Linked DNA regions of Homo sapiens: region 2 is linked to region 1. Evidence: chromatin loops called from intact Hi-C (ENCODE). Cell type or tissue: heart left ventricle. All regions are shown on one strand. Each heading gives the region's core, and the rest is flanking DNA. Links, peaks and the distances in the headings are about the cores only.

Region 1 (5,613 bases), core at 428-5,427:
CTTTACAATCTGGATGCCTTTTATTTCATTTTCTTCCCTAATTTTTCTGGCTGGAACCTCTGGTACAATGTTTAATAGAAGTGATGAGAGCAGACAGTCTTTCACCATTGAGTACGATGTTAGATGTGGGTTTTTGGTAAATGGCCTTTATCAGATTGAGGTTTCTTTATATTCTGAGTTTGTTATAAGTGTTTTGTTTTGTTTTTTATCATGAAAAGAGTTGGATTTTGTCAAATGCTTTTTCTACGTCTGTTAAAATGATCACTGGTTTTTGTTTGTTATTATATTTGTATGCTGTATTACATCAATTGATTTTCATATATTAAATCAATCTTGCATTCCTGGGATAAAACCCAGTAGATCATGTTATATATGCACATAGAAATTTGTGCACATCAGTGATTATTCTTGAAGGATCTTTCTTCACAGAAATGGGATTACTGTGTAAAATTGTGATAGATAATGTCAAATTGCCCTTCAAAAATGTTATACCAAGTTACACTCTCAGCAATAGTGTAAACAGTGTCTTCTTCCTGTCCCTGGCAACACTGGATATTATTTGTCTTTAATGTTTGCTAAACTGATGGATGAAAATGGCATTTCATTTATTGCTGTAATTTGTATTTCATGATTACTAATGAGTTTGGACATCCTCTTATCCCTTTATAGTCTATTTGTATTTCCTTTTTGTGAACCAAATATATCTTTCTTACTTTCTTACAGAATGGAGAAGGCAGGGAAAATACTCAGGTCCCAAGTGAAGTTTCCAGAATATATGGAAGAATCCTCCTGTCTAGGTAGAGGGTCACTGATGTCTCTCAACAACACAAGTTCTAGCAATGGCAGTTTTATTTTTGTGTTGCCCCTGAAGTTGCTGAGAGTTGGGGACACCTACAATTCTTCCGATCAGTCAAGAATGGCCTGGGTAGTACCTCTTTGATTGCATTGTCCTGGCTACAACTACATGACCGACTGGTCTCTGAAAGCTCTAAACCTATGGTTTTCCTGTTAGCCAACCCTTTCCTCTGCCTTATCCCCAGAAGGTAATCTGCCTTTGTCCTCTTCCACCATTACTACCAACCCATTGCCAGGGACACCCTACCATCTCCTATTCTGCTCCTGAGCCAAGTTTATTATTTATTTATTTATTTTTATTTATTTTTGAGATGGAGTCTCGCTCTGTCACCCAGCTGGAGTGCAGTGGCGTGATCTAGGCTCACTGCAGCCTCCACCTCCCGGGTTAAAGTGATTCTTGTGCCTCAGCCTCCCAAGTAGCTGGGATTACAGGTGCCCGCCATCATGCCCCGCAAATTTTTGTATTTTTAGTAGAGACAGGGTTTCGCCCTGTTGGCCAGGCTGGTCTCGAATTCCTGACCTCAAGTGATCCACCTGCATCTGCCTCCCAAAGTGCTGGGATTATAGGCAGGAGCCACCGCACCCAGCCCCAAGTTTATTTTTTTTTAAAGATATTTTATTCTGGAAGGATTTCACTGAATGTATATGAGATTCAATTAGTACTTATTTCACTTTCTTTCTTCCTCCTTCCCTCTCTTCCTCCTCTCTTTCCCCCTCTCTTACTCTCTCTCCCTCTCTTTCTCCCCCTCTCTCTTTCTTTCTTTCCAGTACCAGCTGGTAGCAGTATGTTTTTTTCTCTGCCCCCACCCCCTCATTCCCTCCTGTCTCCCTGAGTCACTCCATCTGCCTTGTCACCGGAACAGCAGGGGTGCCCTCCCCAAAGTGAGGCTTGTGGGATGGACGATTTGCCATTTCCCAGGGGCTGCTCTGCAGGGAAGCAGTTCTGAAAGTAAGGCAGCTCTACTAATGATCATGAGTCAAGACTAAATATCTAGCAGCGCGGTGCCTCCTGGGAGGAGTTAGGCACAAGGCCCGGCCTAACCACTACAATTACCAGTAGTTGTAACGGGTATCAGCAGATCTTGCTTCAAGCCCTGACCCTGCCACTTGTGTGAAGTCAGGATCTCCTTTCCCAGGCCTCAGTTGAGTCATCTGTAAAATGAGGAGACTAGAGTAGGGGTTGGGTAATGTCTAATGGTTGTAATGTCTGTTTTTAACTTGCCCATTTCCATCAGTTTCCGCTAGGCAAAGCTTTGCATATTTAGCTGCTCAGTTGGAACTAGTAGGAAGACCAAAGAGGATTTTGGCAAGTTCTTTTCTTCTGTTGTGCAAATCTGACATGCTTAATGGAATTTCCAAGAGTTACATTAAATGTCACCCATGAGTCTGGCTATCCTAATGTTTTACAGATTGCATCGTATTTCTGTAAAAATTAGACATTGAATAAGATTTTAAATATTTCCCATCTATCATGAACATTTTCGTTCTCTCTCAAAGAGACTATTTGATTTGGGGCCTGTTATCAGAGAGGCCGGGAAGGGCATCTAGGATAGTTGGAGGAAGGGTGGTATGTGAAGGGCCTCTGGAGAGCCAACGCTTCTCGGGTGTCTCAGCGGCTCACCATAGAGTTTGGGGGTTCTGAGTTGCATCTGGGGGTGAGGGAGGAAGCAGGCCACCAGAAAGGGCTAGTCCATGAGTCCGGGAATCCCGCCCGAAGCTCTGGCAGTGACCCGCAACATGCCAGGCACCGGCAGCCCTCGGGTAGGGGCTGAAGCGGGCGGCAGCAGCATGCGCAGTGTGGCCGCCGCGGGTACACCGCGGCTTTTGCTGCTGCCACAGCTACCAGGGCTGCTGCTGCTGCTGCTGCTGCTGCTGCTGCTCTGCCTGCGCCGCTGTCACTTCCAGTTCCTACTTCTGCGATCCAGGTCCGGGTCACTGCTTACCCGCTGCTGGCCCAGTGCCTCCAGGCCGCTTTCCCTCCGCTGCTCGGCTCCGGCTGCGGGCAGGAGGGGACCGGCGCGGGTAGCTGAGCGTGGTCTGGAGAAGCTTCGCGGGCTGGCTCCCCCGGCAGTCGCTCCCCTCCACTCGCCACCCCGCGCACCCTCGCCCGGCTCGCAGCCAGCGCACCCAGCGGGGCGCGCCTCCGGCACCCCCAGTTCGGCCCCGCGATCCTCCGCCCGCCGAGCGGCACGGCTATGGCAACAAGAACTTGAGGACAAGACTCTGACTTCCCTTTAGATTAAAAAACAATCCCTGGGCTGGAGAGGTTGCGGGCGCGGCACAGAGTTTGGAGACGGGCGCCCCCTCCTCGCCCGCGTCCAGGCGCAAAGTTGCAGCCGCCCCTCCCCGCTGGGGCGAGCCTAGCCCAGCTCTCCAGTTTCGCCCTGGTGGCGGCCGCGCTCAGGGCAGGGTCCCAGCTCCGGCTGGGTTGATCTGTTCCCGCAGCCTTGGCACAGGCTTGCCCGCCCGCTCGCCGGCCCCGTGACTCGGGAGGGCGAACGGCTTCCAGGAGGCGGCGGCGGCGCGGCTGGAGTGAGGGAGCAGCTGGAGGACAGGCGGGCAGCGGCCGAGCCAGGTGACCTGCCTGGGGGCAAAAGGGTCAGGGGAAGGGGAGCGCGCGAGGGCCCGGGGGTGGGTGCCGAAGGACCCCCTTTGGAGAGGAACCGCCCTTCTTCCCCACTGCCGTGGCTCGCAGCCCCAGCTGCGGGGTCCGTTCTCTGCCAGGGCCTCACAGTTCGCTGAGATCCAGGGTGCCGGGAAGGGGGAGATGAGGGCCAAGGACGCAGAGCGAGGACGCGCCAAACTTAGGGGCGAGTTGTCCAGCTCTGGCCGCAAGGTTTGCATCCGACTGGATTCTTTCCTTCCCCCAGAACCAGAGCAGGAGTCAACAGTACCATTTTTAATACTACTGTGATGCCCTCCCAACCCCGAGCATCCATACATTTGGAGATGTTTTCTGCATTAAGTACAGAGATCTGTCGCAGGAATGGTTTGTAGATGGAAAAGACCTGTATTCTACAAGGTGTTCCAAAGTGCCTGTAGTTAATTACAAGTTTTCATTTTCCAGTCATTTAGGAACCCAACAGGTATTTGAGCTATTTCGTTTCTTAGCTCTGCAGCGGAGAGCCCTCAAGTTTATCTCTGCCTCTTCAAAGGTCTTATATTTTCATTTTTGATTTGTTATTGTTTTTGGATAGAGGGGTAACTCACATGATATTTTTCCCTTTTCTTAATGTGTAGTGGGAGTAAAAATACAGTAAATGAATATATTTTCCTCTGCAATTATGTATATTTTGGTCAATAAAAACTTTGCATAACCCCCCCCCAAAAAAAACCTCACAAAATAGGATAAATTTCAGTTTATGCTCTGTAAAGTATTAATAATTTTAAAGGCAAGATTCAAAGGTTCAAACTGTTTTTTTTTAAACTTATATTTGCCTGGAAAACTCATAGTGTCCTTGGACTTCCTATCTTAATTTTGACATTGACCATGGTAAGAGGATCTCTGATGACATCATTTGCTCCAGCCACAGTCTGGAATTCTGTGACTGAGAGCACCTCTCTCCAAAATGTAAGGCCTGGGCCTGCCCTTGTGCTTCAGCTGAGGCATTTCCAAGGATTTCTCTTCAGCAAAGTATTATGCTACATGCCAGGCAATGCTGCAGTCCCTTCTTACATAATAAGCCAGCTTCAGGCTGGTGTACTCTTTGGGTGTGCTTAGAGCAGTTAAAACAAGGGAGTGTTCTGTCTTAGTCTGGGTGCTGTGCAGATGATTGGAGTTTTGAACAAAGTAAATTTCCAGCTACTATTCTCATATTGCATTTCTTTGGTGCTTAATTTTTTGAATGCCTTCTAGTTATCTGAAACTCCCCGTGCCCTTGTAAAGGATGTAGGAGAGATGGCATTACTTTCACTTGACAAAGAAACAGAAAAGTTTAGTTAATCGAAGTCATACAGCTTATCACTGGTAGGATCAAAACTCTAACCTGGACCTCCTGCTTTCAGCCTAGGTTTTTTCTTTGTTCGTTTATTTTTACTAAAATGTGACATTTTATACAAAAGTGTTTTATGTGGCACATTTTATGGATGGTATGTCTTCCAAGCTACTAATTTTTTCTATTCTTTTTGCCTACTCACATCTCAGCCTTGTCTTTGCTTGTGCAGGGCTGGCGCTGTTCTTAGGGGTAAGGACAGGAGGAGAGTTTTTCAAAGGATGGTCTGTGGTTTCTATTTACCTACAGTCTGCCTCTTCTCTACTCACATTCAGGGAGAGCAGGTGCTGAATAGAGTGAGTAGCCAGGGCCCAGAAATTTCTGATATTCATTTGACATCATTAGTCCAAGTATAACATTACTTCAATCTTTACAAAGAAACTCATTCAGGAGAGGAAATTGAAGAGTATGAGTTTTGTTCTTTTATAGCAATCTGTTTATCACTGTGCTTAGGACCGTAGATGCAAAGGAGGAAAAGGAGTTGAGTATCTACCATTTCTCAGGCACCTCCTATGTTCCAGGCACTATGCTAGGTGCTTTAAATCTATTATCATATTTAGCCCTTGCAACACTCCTGGGAGGTAGGTGGCATTGTACTCATTATACCCTGGTGGAAACCAAGGTTTGGAGATGATCCAGACTGATGCCTCACACTGCCAGTGCAAAGAAGAACCGGAATGTAATCACTGATGTACCTGACTCCAGAACTCATTCCCTTTGCCTTGTGCTAGGCTGCTGTTGCCCCCAAAGCTATTGATAAATACAG
Region 2 (5,613 bases), core at 312-5,311, 140 kb before region 1:
TACAACAGAAAACTCAGAAATACAGCCATACAACTATGCCCAAGTGATTTTTTACAAAGGTGAAAAAGTTGCCAGGCTCGGTGACTCACACCTGTAATCCCAGCACTTTGGGAGGCCGAGGCAGGTGGATTACTTCAGGTCAGGAATTTGAGACCAGACTGGCCCCGTCTCTACTAAAACTACAAAAATTAGCTGGGCGTGGTCCCAGCTACACAGAAGGCTGAGGCAGGGCCAGGTGAGGTGGCTCACACCTGTAATCCTAGCATTTTGGGAGGCCAAGGTGGGCGGATCACATGAGGTCAGGAGTTCGAAACCAGCCTGGCCAACATGTTGGAACCATGTAGAAAGATGGAACCATGTAGTAGAGATGGAACCCCATCTCTACTAAAAATACAAAAAAAAATTAGCCGGGCATGGTGGCGGATGCCTGTAATCCCAGCTACTTGGGAGACTGAGGCAGAAGAATTGCTTGAACTCGAGATCACACCACTGCACTCCAGCGTGGGCAACAGAGCAAGACTCCATCTCAAAAAAAAAAAGAAGAAGAAGAAGAAGGCTGAGGCAGAAGAATCGCTTGAGCTCAGGAGGTGGAGGCTGCAGTGAGCCAAGATGGTGCCACTGCACTCCAGCCTGGGGGACAGAGCAAGCCTCTGCCAAAAAAAATTTGAAAAGGTGCAAAAGCAATTTCACGGAGGAAGGATAGATAGTCTTTTCAAGAAACCATGCTAAAGAAATTAGATATCTATAGGCAAAAAAAAAAGTTAATCTCAACCTTTCACATCTTCCAACAACAAAAAACCCAAAATGTATCACAGACTTAAATGTGTGAACCCCAAATACCGGAAACAGGTCTCATTCAGTATAGAAAGTTTATGTTGCCAGGTGCAGTGGTTCACACCTGCAATCCTAGCACTTTGGGAGGCCGAGGTGGGTGGATTACCTAAGGTCAGGAGTTCGACCAGCCTAGCCAGCATGGTGAAACCCCATCTCTACTAAAAATACAACAACAACAAAAAAAAATTAGCTGGGCGTGGTGACGGGTGCCTATAATCCCAGCTACTCGGGAGCCTGAGGCAGGAAAATCACTTGAACCCAGGAGGTGGAGGTTGCAGTGAGCCGAAATCGTGCCACTGCACTCCAGCCTGGGAGACAGAGTGAGACTTCATCTCAAAAAAAAGAAAGAAGGAAGGAAAGAAAGGAAGGGAGGAAGGGAGGGAGGGAAAAAGAAAGGAAGGAAAGGGAAGGAAAGAGAAAGAAAGAGAAAGCAAGAAAAGAAAGAAAGAAAAGAAAGAAAGAGAAAGGAAGGAAGAGAAAGAAAGAGAAAGAAAAAGAGAGAGAGAGGGAGGGAGGGAGGAAGGAAGGAAAGAAGAGGGGAAGCCGAAGGGGAAAGGGAAAGGAAAGGAAAGGTTCCAGATGTTACTAATCATGTTTCTTTGTTAGGGAGCCTGCTGAAATAAAGAATAAAGAGCAAGGAGTAGATATAAACAGTCAGAGAAAAGGCAAATAAAAAATATAAAAAGGATGCTATTTCTTACATGTGTTTGGCAAGAGGTTTGCTCAAAACACTGCTATCAATATTTCTCACAGGGAAAGGCAAGCTCCAGGTTTGAAAAGTAAACATGCTGCACCTAGAACTAGCCTTTAAAAACTCCTAGAACCTTAAAGTTGGCTAAGTCTATAGTCAGATGGCACCAGCACCATTCTCAACTTTGTGTGCATTTGTGATGCCTTCTACCAGAATACCCCCCTACACCCTAGATTAGGCAACTAGAGATCAGAACATAAGTCTTATTTATTAATACTTTTTGAATTGATTACTTGCAAGAAAAATTCCTTTTGAGTCAGCTTACAATGAAAACAACGAGGCTACTAAGGAAGGGAGCCAAGAAATTACTGGTGGTTGAGGGACACGCTGAAGAGGAATTGTGCCAGGAATCCCTGGCTAAAGAAAAGTAATAATGATGACAGTTACCATTTATTGAAAGCTTACTATGTGCAAGGTGCCGTCGTAAGTGCTTTTCATGTACTATCTCATTTTATTCTCACAAATCTCTAGAAGTAAATAACACTATGTTTGCAGAGAAAGGACCCAGGAGACCCAAGTGGATTAACAAGAATTAGGGGGGTAAGAGTGTGAGACCATATGAGTGAGGGGTAACACAGCATGGTGGGGATGTATTTAAGAAAGACCACAATGAGTGTATGTGTCCAGAATGGAAGATTGTGTAAGAACACGAGGGAAAGGGTGGAGGGAAGGGAAGGGTTACAGATGCTGAGAGGGAACCGAAGGCGTTGGGGAGGAGGGGAGGAGTTAGTTGAGGCAGGAGAGAAGCCAAAAGGGAGGTGGAGGAGCAGCCAATAGGGAGGGAAGTGGGAAGGACTTAGAGGAAGGAGGAGGAGCAGTAAAAAGGAAAACAGAAGAGCAGAGGGGAAGAGACTAGAAAAAGCAGCAGTGAGGAGGAAGGTAAAGGAGAAGAGAGGGAGGGGTAGGGAGAGGAGCCGAGAGGGAGGGGAAAGAGAAGGAGATGGGAGAGGGCGTAGCATCCAGGAGAAAGGAGGAGGGGGAGGAGCCGAGAGAGCACTGGCAGAACAAAAAGAGACTGGGTAAGGAGTCGATAAGGGGGGGAAGGGGAGGAGCCAAGATAAGAAGGTGGGGCCGAAACAGTAGGCGTTGGAGCCGAGAGGGAGAAGGAAGAAGACGAGATGAGAGGGAAGGGAGGGAGCAGAAAAAGAAGAGGAAGGGGAGGAACTGTGAGGAAGGAGGAGATACTGAGAGGGCGGGAAAGATCCGCGAAGTGGGAGACTCCGAGATTGAAAGCCCCTGAGACATACCCACAGGGAAGGCAATGGCATTCCGGGTCCAAGTCCATGAGCTCTCGGCCCTGGTCGTCCCCTATCGGCCCTATACCCCTACCCGAAGCCTTCCCCTCACATCTCTCTCACTCCCTCCAATCCTCACCTGACAAAATGCGATTTCTCGCTCCGCCTGGCAGAAGTTGACCGCGGCTAACCTGGGAAGGTAGAAAGCCGTGCAGCGGGCGGCCCTGAAGCCTCAGGAGCAGCCCCAGCCTCAGCAGCCACCTCAGCCCGGAGAGGGCGGGCCACTGGCGCTCGAGGTTGGTTCCCACGCGGAAACCACGAGTACTCATTTCGGGAGCCGGCTCAGGCACTCGGGAACACACACATGAAATCGGCACCCGTGGAGGAAATAAGCGGAAATGACAAGAGCCTCGGACAGGGAACAGCCGAGGCCGGCTAGTGGCACTATAACTCCCAGGACGGCCACTTAGTCGGGATAGAACATGGTTCGCAACCCGGTTGCTAGGGCGCCAGTAGGCGGGCATCGTGAGCTGTCGCGGTGCGCATGCGTGGGGATCCCCGCCGAGCCGAGCCGCCCCGCCCCGCCCCGCCATCCCCAGACTTCCCCGCCTCGCCCTTTCCCGTGGCTCTGGCGGTGCCTTGCGCTCTGCCTCGCTTGCAGCCACGCTAGGCCCTGCACAGGTTGGGGGGGGCGAAGGGAGGCTGTCCTAGAAGTTTCATCATAGCAGGGGCTCGCCTCCTCCCGAGGTTGCCTTTCTTAGTCCCAAACTAGCAGTGTTACCGCCCCTGCCATCTTCATTTCTGGCTGCAGGAATTAGGGGGTGTGGCATTCTAGGGCCGCACGGTCCAGTGCGGTGCCTATGAGGCACTTAAAATGCAGCTTTTCCGAGTTTGATGTTCTGTAAGTGTAAAATGCACTCCAGCTACCAAAGACAAAAAGAAAGTAAAACATTTCGACCTGCGCGGTGGCTCAGGCCTGTAACCCCAGTACTTTGGGAGGCCGAGGTGGGTGGATCACCAGAGGTCAGGAGTTCGAGCCCAGCCTGACCAATATGGTGAAACCCCGTCTCTACTAAAAATACAAAAATTAGCGGGCGTAGTGGCGTGCGCCTGTAGTCCCAGCTACTCGGGAGGCTGAGACAGAAGAATTGCTTGAACCTGGGAGGTGGAGGTTGCAGTGAGCCGAGATCACACCACTGCACTCCAGTCTGGGCACCAGAGCGAGACTCCGTCAAAAAAAAAAAAAAAAAGCGTGAGGGGGGCCGGGCGCGGTGGCTCACTCCTGTAATCCCAGCACTTTGGGAGGCCCAGGCGGTCGGGTCACGAGGTCAGGAGATCGAGACCAGCCTGACCAACATGGTGAAACCCCATCTCTACTTAAAAATGCAAAAATTAGCCGGACGTGGTGGCGGGCGCCTGTAATCCCAGGTACTCAGGAGGCTGAGGCAGAAGAATCGCTTGAACCCGGGAGGCGGAGGTTACAGTGAGCCGAGATCGTGCCACTGCACTCCAGCCTGGGCAACAAGCGAGACTCCGTCTCAAAAAAAAAAAAAAAAGAAAAAGAAAACATTTCTAATTACTGCATGGGTGATTGAAATCATAATATTTGGGGTCCACTGCGTTGAATAAAACATTACTAAAACCAATTTAACTTGCTTCTTTTAATTTTTTTAATGTGGCTACTTGGAAATGTAAAATTACATAGTATGTGACCTGCATTATATTTCTATTGGATAACGCTAGTCTTGGAAGGAGGATGGAAGGGCAAAAGACTAAAGAAAAGGGAGGTGGAGGTGGAGTCCTGCTCTATGCTATTGGAAGAAAGTCTTCTTTCTCTTAGCGGCGGGGACCTTATTTTACGACCTCTGTTAAGAATCCTGTCTTACCTTTTTCTCCTTGTGGTGTACTATAATGCAAAGTGCTTGCATGTGGACCAAGAGAGTATTGTAGGTATGATAGGACACAGATAGTAGAAGAGCTTGTTATTTTTCCTTCTTGTGTTTCAAGAGCTTTGGAGAACAAGAGGTCACTTGTTTACGCTGAGTCGTGTGCGCCTTGCCAAGTGCCTTTCTGTCCAAGTTCCCTCGCTCCTAGAGGTCTGTGTCTCCTGGTGATTGGCAGGCGGCGATTCAAGACAACAAAGGCATCGTGCTGGCGGTGAGCCGAGGCGTGTAGAAATATATCAAGTTAACTCTTGGACTAGAGATGTTGAAAAAGTTGTAGGAGAAATGAAAGGAAATATGCGAATGATGAGAAATAAGGGAATTGTGAGAGTGAAAAGGTTGAACTTGATCAAAAGGAGTGGAGAAGCCCATGTCAAGATTTGCAGGGCAGAATAGCATGATTGCCAGGGCACATCCTTTGTGAAGAGGAATGGGAAATTGGAGCTAGCAAGCGTGAGAGCGGTCACGGTTGGAAGTAACCAGAGCTTGGATAAAAATTCTGTGCTTTACCGCTGCATTAGTATGGCTCTCTGGTCTGCCTTTGGTTGAAAACGTGTATAATAAAAAAAACAGGACAGCCTCCCAGGCCTAGTCCTGGAGCTTGGATACCAGCTCCTCCAGGTGCCAAGGAAGCAAACCTTAGGAGGGCCCGCCGCTCCACAAGAAGGTGTGAGCTTTACATCCCTGCCTCCCAGGTCACCTCCAGGACGTAGGCCCCGACCCTGGTCAGACTCTAACAGTGACATTGAGGTCTTCCTTTAAGGCTCCCTGCAGGGACGGCGTATGCCTATGTCAACCTCAAGAAGTGAAGCATCACCAAAGTCTACAAGACGCAGCTCTCCTGATGCCA

What was found. A loop is a pair of places that touch in the nucleus more often than their neighbours do. Peaks named below come from ENCODE experiments on the same cell type or tissue, not always from the same donor. Only the 100,000 strongest peaks of a DNase experiment are listed, where the experiment ranks them.
Region 2: it touches region 1 in a loop (2.9-fold over the local background); 8 of 110 quality-filtered maps call a loop at or near these places.

What each region holds. Positions count from the first base shown.
Region 1 is chrX:136,764,961-136,770,573 of GRCh38, reverse strand. All of the region lies in intron 2 of ARHGEF6 (Rac/Cdc42 guanine nucleotide exchange factor 6), which reads left to right. Among named protein-coding and RNA genes, the nearest start is that of ARHGEF6, 13 kb to the left of the region's middle. RefSeq lists an enhancer at 2,038-2,147 and silencers at 2,880-3,159, 3,170-3,219, 3,077-3,245, 3,250-3,299, 3,360-3,489. In heart left ventricle, for the core only: a CTCF peak has its summit at 3,231; DNase peaks (open chromatin) are centred at 2,803 and 3,343; H3K4me3 peaks cover 3,674 bases; H3K27ac peaks cover 4,197 bases.
Region 2 is chrX:136,907,127-136,912,739 of GRCh38, reverse strand. No RefSeq gene overlaps it. Among named protein-coding and RNA genes, the nearest start is that of RBMX, 29 kb to the right of the region's middle. RefSeq lists an enhancer at 3,676-3,725. In heart left ventricle, for the core only: no CTCF peak of the experiment used is centred there; DNase peaks (open chromatin) are centred at 2,649 and 3,419; H3K4me3 peaks cover 2,895 bases; H3K27ac peaks cover 1,180 bases.